2 separate regions of the Homo sapiens genome follow, and region 1 is linked to region 2. Evidence: chromatin contacts called from ENCODE Hi-C or POLR2A ChIA-PET data. All regions are on one chromosome and are shown on one strand. Each heading gives the region's core, a stretch centred on a gene start or an enhancer-like site at or near the end of the contact. The rest is flanking DNA. Distances are from core to core; before and after follow the strand shown. Region 1 overlaps NRP1 (neuropilin 1). Region 2 has its middle 93 kb from the start of LINC02628.

The links. A loop is a pair of places that touch in the nucleus more often than their neighbours do. ChIA-PET counts read pairs that join two places held with the same protein, here RNA polymerase II (POLR2A). Pooled maps may share reads with other maps.
Region 1: a map with no recorded cell type shows a loop between it and region 2 (4-fold over the local background). The contact joins two enhancer-like sites. A Hi-C loop is called at or near these places in 1 of 37 single-sample maps with no recorded cell type and 3 of 50 pooled maps. POLR2A ChIA-PET finds 5 or more read pairs at or near these places in 2 of 52 experiments (BJ and OCI-LY7).

What each region holds. Positions count from the first base shown.
Region 1 is chr10:33,262,245-33,265,605 of GRCh38, forward strand. It overlaps NRP1 (neuropilin 1), which reads right to left. Exons shown (of 17, transcript NM_003873.7): 4 at 1,402-1,629. Among named protein-coding and RNA genes, the nearest start is that of NRP1, 71 kb to the right of the region's middle. RefSeq lists an enhancer at 1,482-2,681. Within about 2 kb of position 2,112, at least 10 of the 41 ENCODE cell types and tissues checked have a DNase peak (open chromatin) inside an H3K27ac peak, as active enhancers do.
Region 2 is chr10:33,506,060-33,509,509 of GRCh38, forward strand. No RefSeq gene overlaps it. Among named protein-coding and RNA genes, the nearest start is that of LINC02628, 93 kb to the right of the region's middle. Within about 2 kb of position 2,097, at least 8 of the 41 ENCODE cell types and tissues checked have a DNase peak (open chromatin) inside an H3K27ac peak, as active enhancers do.

The DNA.
Region 1 (3,361 bases), core at 862-3,361, 240 kb before region 2:
CAAATTATTGGATATTATCCCCCTCTGTTCAGAATTTCACTGTGTATTTTTGCCATTTACCTTCTAATTCACAAGAGTGGAATGGAAAACTTTCATTTAGATGTCCATATGGCTATTTCCTCCACCTCCTTCAAATCTTCGCTCAAATGTCATTTTCTTTAATAAGGTCTAACCTCGGCCAGGCATGGAGGCTCATGCCTGTAATCTCAGCACTTTGGGAGGCTGAGGCAGGAGGATCTCTTGAGGTCAGGAGTTCGAGACCAGCCTGGCCAACATGGTGAAAACCCGTCTCTACCAAAAATGCAAAAATTAGCTGAGTGTGGTGGTGTGCACCTGTAATCCCAGCTACTCGGGAGGCTGAGGCAGAAGAATTGCTTGAACCTGGGAGGCGGAGGTTGCAGTGAGCCGAGATTGCTCCACTGAACTCCAGCCTGGGTGACAAGAGCAAAACTCTGTCTCAAAAAAAAAAAAAAAAAAAGTCTAACCTCACCACCCTATTTAAAATTTCAACCTATACCTCCCCACTCCCAACTTCTCATCCCTTGACTCTGCTGTACTTTTTCTTGCTTTCATTTGGGGAGATTTGTTTATAGCACTTCTCACCTTCTAACATTTCATGCACATAATTCATTTATTTGTAACGTGCATTGTTTATTGTTTCCTTCTACCTGGCAGAAGAGAAACTCCAAAGGGCAGCATCTTTCATTGTTTTGCTTACCCTGTGGCTAGGATGGTGCCTGGTACATGACAGATGCTCAGGAAATATTTTTTAGGTATATGAATGCATAGGTCAATGACTATAAATGATGTATTGAGGTGACTCAAATTCCCTAAGATGAAAAATCTGTAGAGAATGTACAGGGAACCTGTCTAAATTAGGAATGCCCAAACATTCTCGTTCCTTTTCCAAATTTTTGTTTTGTAGCATAACGGATGCATAGTTTAGCCTTAAAATTTTATTAAGTACTCAACCTCTCAGGTCCTTGGTCTCTGCATTTATAAAATGAGTGGTTTGATGTAATGGAATTACTAAGAGCCCATCCTCTTACAATCTGTGAATTAATGATGAGTAGCCAGGTCAGTGGATGAGCAAAATAGTTTAGAGAGAAAAACTATGTGTTTGTCTCAATTATATCACAAAAATAGCTAAAAGAACCTTTTGTAATCTTTCATGGCCTCAGCTTCTTATCTATAAAATGAAGGAATTGGACTAGATAATTACTAAGGTCTTCTTGAGCTCAAATATTTCATCACTGCTCTGAATATAGAGAGTTTTGCTTTGTTTTCCAGTGTCCTTTTGAGGTTTTTTTTAATGATTCATGTATCATGAGACTTGTAAAAGAATACTGGTGCCCTTCCTCCAGAACCTTCCCTTTTTGGGGTGCTTCCTGTCATTCTTACCATCAGGGAATCCATCCCAGATTTCTAGCCGGTCGTAGCGACAGAACATCCCCCCTGGAGGATTTGAGTCAGGCTCCAGGTCAAAGCTTTCAAATTCCAGGATAATCTCTGACATCTTTGGCACAAAGACAATATAAGTGCATTCAAGGCTGTTGGGATATTTTTCAGGGAATCCGGGGGACTTTATCACTCCACTAGGTGTTGTGTAGTTCTGGGAACATTCAGGACCTATGAGTAGAAGAGAAAAAGGAGTAAAGTGAAAATCCCACTTAAACAACTTCCCCAAGAAATAACCTGGGTAAAGACAGAACATCTTTCTAATAAAAGCCCGCCAGTATAACCACTGTTCTAATCATGTATTAGTCAGCCTTTTCATATTAGTAAAATGGGTATGGAAAGTCAAGTTCAGATTTATTGTGTTAACCTTAGCTTTCCATTTGTATGGAGCAATTTAAAGACTTCTGCTGTTGCAGGGAAAAATATGACAAATATAAAATCATGTGGGAACAATGAATGAGTAAGCTGCAGAAATCTCAACAGAGCCCTAGAGAAATAATTATGGCCCCTTCAAGCTTAAACCTTTAAATCTTGAGGCTGACAGCCCTTTATTGGTGAAATAGAACATTTATAAAGGCGAGGGAGAGAATTCAGTGGAGGCAGTTTGGGTTTCAGATTCCTACACCAGTGACTCAGTAACTCTGCCAGATGTGACCTATGCCTCTTTGACAAACGAAATGTGAAAGGTAATTCGTACATGTACCAAGGGTGAGTGACTCATTCTGAGTGGTGTTGACACAGGTGGGCCGGTAAAGTGTGGCTGTTAGTGAGGGCACGATAAACTGTGATTACAGGCCATGATGCCGGAAGTCACCTGATATCAATGCTGACATCCTAACCTTCCCCGAAGTATCAGACACAGTATAGTACGCCATTCTAAAATTGCATGTTAATAGATGTGTGTGTGTGTGTAATGCATATATTTATAATGTGTAATTTTAATGACTGTTCAGTACCACCAGGACTTTACAAATTATGGTGATTTGTCATTGAAATTGGTCAAGAGCATCCATGCATATAGTGCAGGTTGACCTTATGCCTGTATGAATGACTCCAATTTCAATTCATGGTAACCAGCATAGGGTGGTATTCACTACACAATTCAAAAACTGCCCTTCTTGGCCGGGTGTGCACAATGGCTCATGCCTGTAATGCCAGCACTTTGGGAGGCTGAGGTGGGCGGATCACCTGAGGTCAGGAGTTCGAGACCAGCCTGGCCAACATAGGGAAACCCCAGTCTCTACTAAAAATAGAAAAATTAGCTGGGCGTGGTCGTGGGCACCTGTAATCCCAGCTACCCAAGAGGCTGAGACAGGAGAATTGCTTGAACCCGGGAGGCAGAGGTTGCAGTGAGCCGAGATCACACCACTGCACTCCAGCCTGGGTGACAGAGCCAGCCAGACTCCGCCTCAAAAAACAAACAAACAAACAAACAAACAACAACCAAAAAAACCCAAAACTGCCTTCTCTACCAACATGAGCACATCAGCTCAGTCCCTGAATACCACCTGCTGCTATGATCTTCAAATAGCTACACTTAAGACACTTGTGAATCAGAGAAGTCTTTATCCTTTTGAATTTCAGGATCAAATCTGGGGGTGTTCAGTTCAACAACTCTTTTCCTGCATCATTTTCTCACAGTGGCTTGAAGGCAGACGTGATGGGGCCCCGGCAATGACATGCAAGGATTCAATTCTAAATAAGGTGCTTTGTTGAGATTGTTCTTAACTAAACATTCTCCCAAAGTGCCAGGCAACTAGAGGCGACTTATTAGACATCAATAGAGATTAAAGTTAACTAACTAGCAGGTCTCTAGTTTTAGTGATTCAGGTCAGGAGGCTGAATACCAACAGAGTGCATCTGGCAGCCTGTTGAGAAAACAAATCAATCCTTTCCTCCTCAT
Region 2 (3,450 bases), core at 847-3,346:
CTGACAGCTCCAACCTTCTAATCCTCTAATCACCTTGTCTTTCTGTTGACTGGCTCCATACAGAGACTATCTAGGGGTGTCACCCTACGTAATCTCTTTACCATAAACTCAGAAAGTGATCAAGTGGCTTCATTATAAATAACAAAAATAGTCCTATCACTCAGAAGATTCCAGGGGTTTTAGGAACCCCATGTCAGGAACTGGGAACAAAGACCAAACATATTTCGTATAATACCCCAATGACCATTACCAATTGTCATAGCCATCCAAGGATACAGATGTATTTCATAAATAGTCCTCTTAGTGTGGCTTAGGGATAAAAGTTTGTAGACACCTGCTCCAAACTTTGAACATTGAATTTAAGGTTGGCCAACCTCAGGCACTCTGGTGTGTTATTTATAAATAATAATTCTTCACCCCCCTCGTCCTCTTATCTGTCATATGAAGAGCCCATGGGAACCCTTAGCATCAGGAATCCAACTAATTTCCATTTGATGGGAGGATACAGCTGGACTTCCTACCCCCATACTGACATTCCTACTTGGCAGAGGCGTGACACTACCCTTATTTAGGATTCAAGAAACTTGCTATTTAAGATTTAGGAAAAATTCCTTTCTTCCAGGGACATTTCTCTTGAACATGTTTTGTTTCACATGTAATTTAGTGGTCACCTAGGGGCCAAAGAAAAACAGAGACTTTTGTCTATTTGTTTATTTCTTAAGGCTATCATGAAAGAAAATCCACGAATAACTTGAGCTGTCAATGGAAACCTTTTTTTAGGACTAGATCTCTCCTTCACATTTAGGTAGTGACTGGGACATTTATGGAAGAAAAATAAATAATAATAATAATTATTATGATAGCTTATCATTGTTCAGCCTTTGTTCTGTGCCAAAGATACAGATGATCTCATCTCATTCTTACAACAACCATGTGAAATTGGTGCTATGATTAATTTCAGTTTCACAGAAACTGAGGCCAGTGAGGTTAAGAAACTTCCTAAAATCACACGCAGCTAGTTAGTGTTGCAAAATCTGAACCCAAGCAATATGTCTCAGTAGCATGTGCCCTCTAGTATATATGTGTATATATATGTATAGGATAAAAGGATTCATACTTTTGTAGCAGGTATAAATCTTAGTCTATAAACTCAGATGCTTTATTTTCCATAAATCAATGTAATATCCTCTCTAAGCCCTTTTCCCACTGGGCTGGAGGAAATAAAAGCTTGACCATTCTTGAGGTTTCTCTATCACCATCTTCAGCAGATTTGAGCAGGGCTTGGGGATCTGCCTGACATGTCAAGATATTGGATAGACTAGGCCCCTCTGTTTGATGCCTGTTGAGAGGCACATTGTCCCTGGCCACGTGATAATCTCTGTTCTGTGGGCTTCTGTACCAAGCTTGGGACCAAGAGTCTTGGGGCACTTCCCCAGGTGTATCACACACTCACCTTCCCTGAGGTCCCGCCATGGCCTCAGGGAGCAGGAGCAGATCCTCATACTCTTGGACTAGGGAATTTTTTTTTCTTTTTTTTTTTTTTTTGAGACAGTCTCATTCTGTTGCCCAGGCTGGAGTGCAGTGGCGCAATCTCGACTCACTGCAACCTCCACCTCCCAAGTTCAAGTGATCCTCCTACCTGAGCCTCCAGAGTAGCTGAGCCTCCAGAGTAGCTGGGAGTACAGGCATGCGCCACCACGCCTGGCTAACTTTTGTATTTTTAATAGTGACGGGGATTCACCATGTTGGCCAGGCTAGTCTTGAACTACTGACCTGAGGTGATTCACCTGCCTTGGCCTCCCAAATTTCTGGGATTACAGGCGTGAGCCACTGTGTCTGGCCTGGACTAGGGAAATCTTAATTGCTCTGAGAAAATGCAATCTCCTCTTCTTTCCTCCCTCCCTCCTTCTCTGTCTTTTACTCTCTCTTCTCTCCCCGTGAGAGAGCTGCACTTTGCACTCTTTCTTAAGCCACCGATCTTCTCAATGGACTCAGAATTTTGACAGCTTTTACAGTAGGGAACCCTACCACAGCACGGACCTTGATACCTCTTTGAACAGGCGAAGGTCAAGGCAAAACACAGAGTGAAAGCTTCAATAAATATTTCAAAACACACTCTTGCCACATCACCTTTCGCTTATTTTTACAATATGCTGCACGCTTACTCACTCTCACACTCACAAACATAACTGCACAAACATCATTTCCCATTCTTTTGATGTTTAAATACTTTCCTTCTCCTATCAGATGAAGTTTATATTATCTAGGCTTTGTCTCTGACAATTCTGATGTTGTTGTTATGGAAATATGTCAAGACATTTCTTTGTAAAAATTCCCAATGAGGCTGGGCACAGTGGCTCACACTTGTAATCCCACCACTTTGGGAAGCTGAGGTAGGAGGATCACTTGAGTCCAGGAATCAAGACCAGCCTGGGCAACATTGTAAGACCCCATCTTTACAAATAATAGTAATAATAATTAGCTGGGCATGGAGTGCATGCCTGTAGTCCCAGCTACCCAGGAGGCTGAGGTGGGAGGATGGCTTGAGCTTGGGAAGTTGAGGGTGCAGTGAGCTGTGATCATGCCACTGTGCTCTAGCCCAGGTGACACAGTGAGATTCTATCTAAAAAAAATTTTCCAATAAACTTTACATTATAGTGATGCCCCTGTGGTTGTGGGCAATGTATAAATGATTTGACTAATTTTTTCCCATATGTCAATTCAACCCTCAATATTTTCCAAATTTATCTTAGAATTTATATTTAAATTTATGAATTATCTTGAAAGACCTGATTGTTTGGAATCTACCCTCATCTATTCTACTTATTTGAATCTTTAGAAAGATTATTAAAGGAATATTTAAGTGTGTTGTTTCATGGAAATTAGGAATACCGAGTTATAATGTAAATATATTCATTCAGAAACTGGGGTGGGGGTCGGGGGGGAAGTCCTCAGGGAAGATACAGTATTCACTATTGACGTTGGTTTAATATTGCTTTGTACAGTTGTTTAATATGTACGTTGTTTGTATTTTATCTTGTATATATCTCTCCACCACACATTAATCCTTGGACTGTTAGTACATACAGAACACATGTCGGGATGCTTTCTCAGTGGACCTCATCTTCAGGGATCATTTTATTTCCACAGTTTAGTGCCTCCTTACTAGAATAGAGAACTCCATAATTTTTTCTAAAGATTCTATCAGTCTTGATCCAATGTGCTAGGTGATAAATGACTGAACGCTGGCCCCGGAGGGGAAGTTAGCAATGAGTCATGCTGTCTCCTAGTAACCAGTCAGTAAATAGCTTCCAGCAAATATTTTAAACCTCAAAGCACACTTACCTTTGGTATTATCCTTAGACAGACTATCCTCATCTATATCTGCACTCTCATCTCTCTTTCAGAACTTCTAAGAAAGGAGAAAAAGTGGGATCGGGTTTGCATATG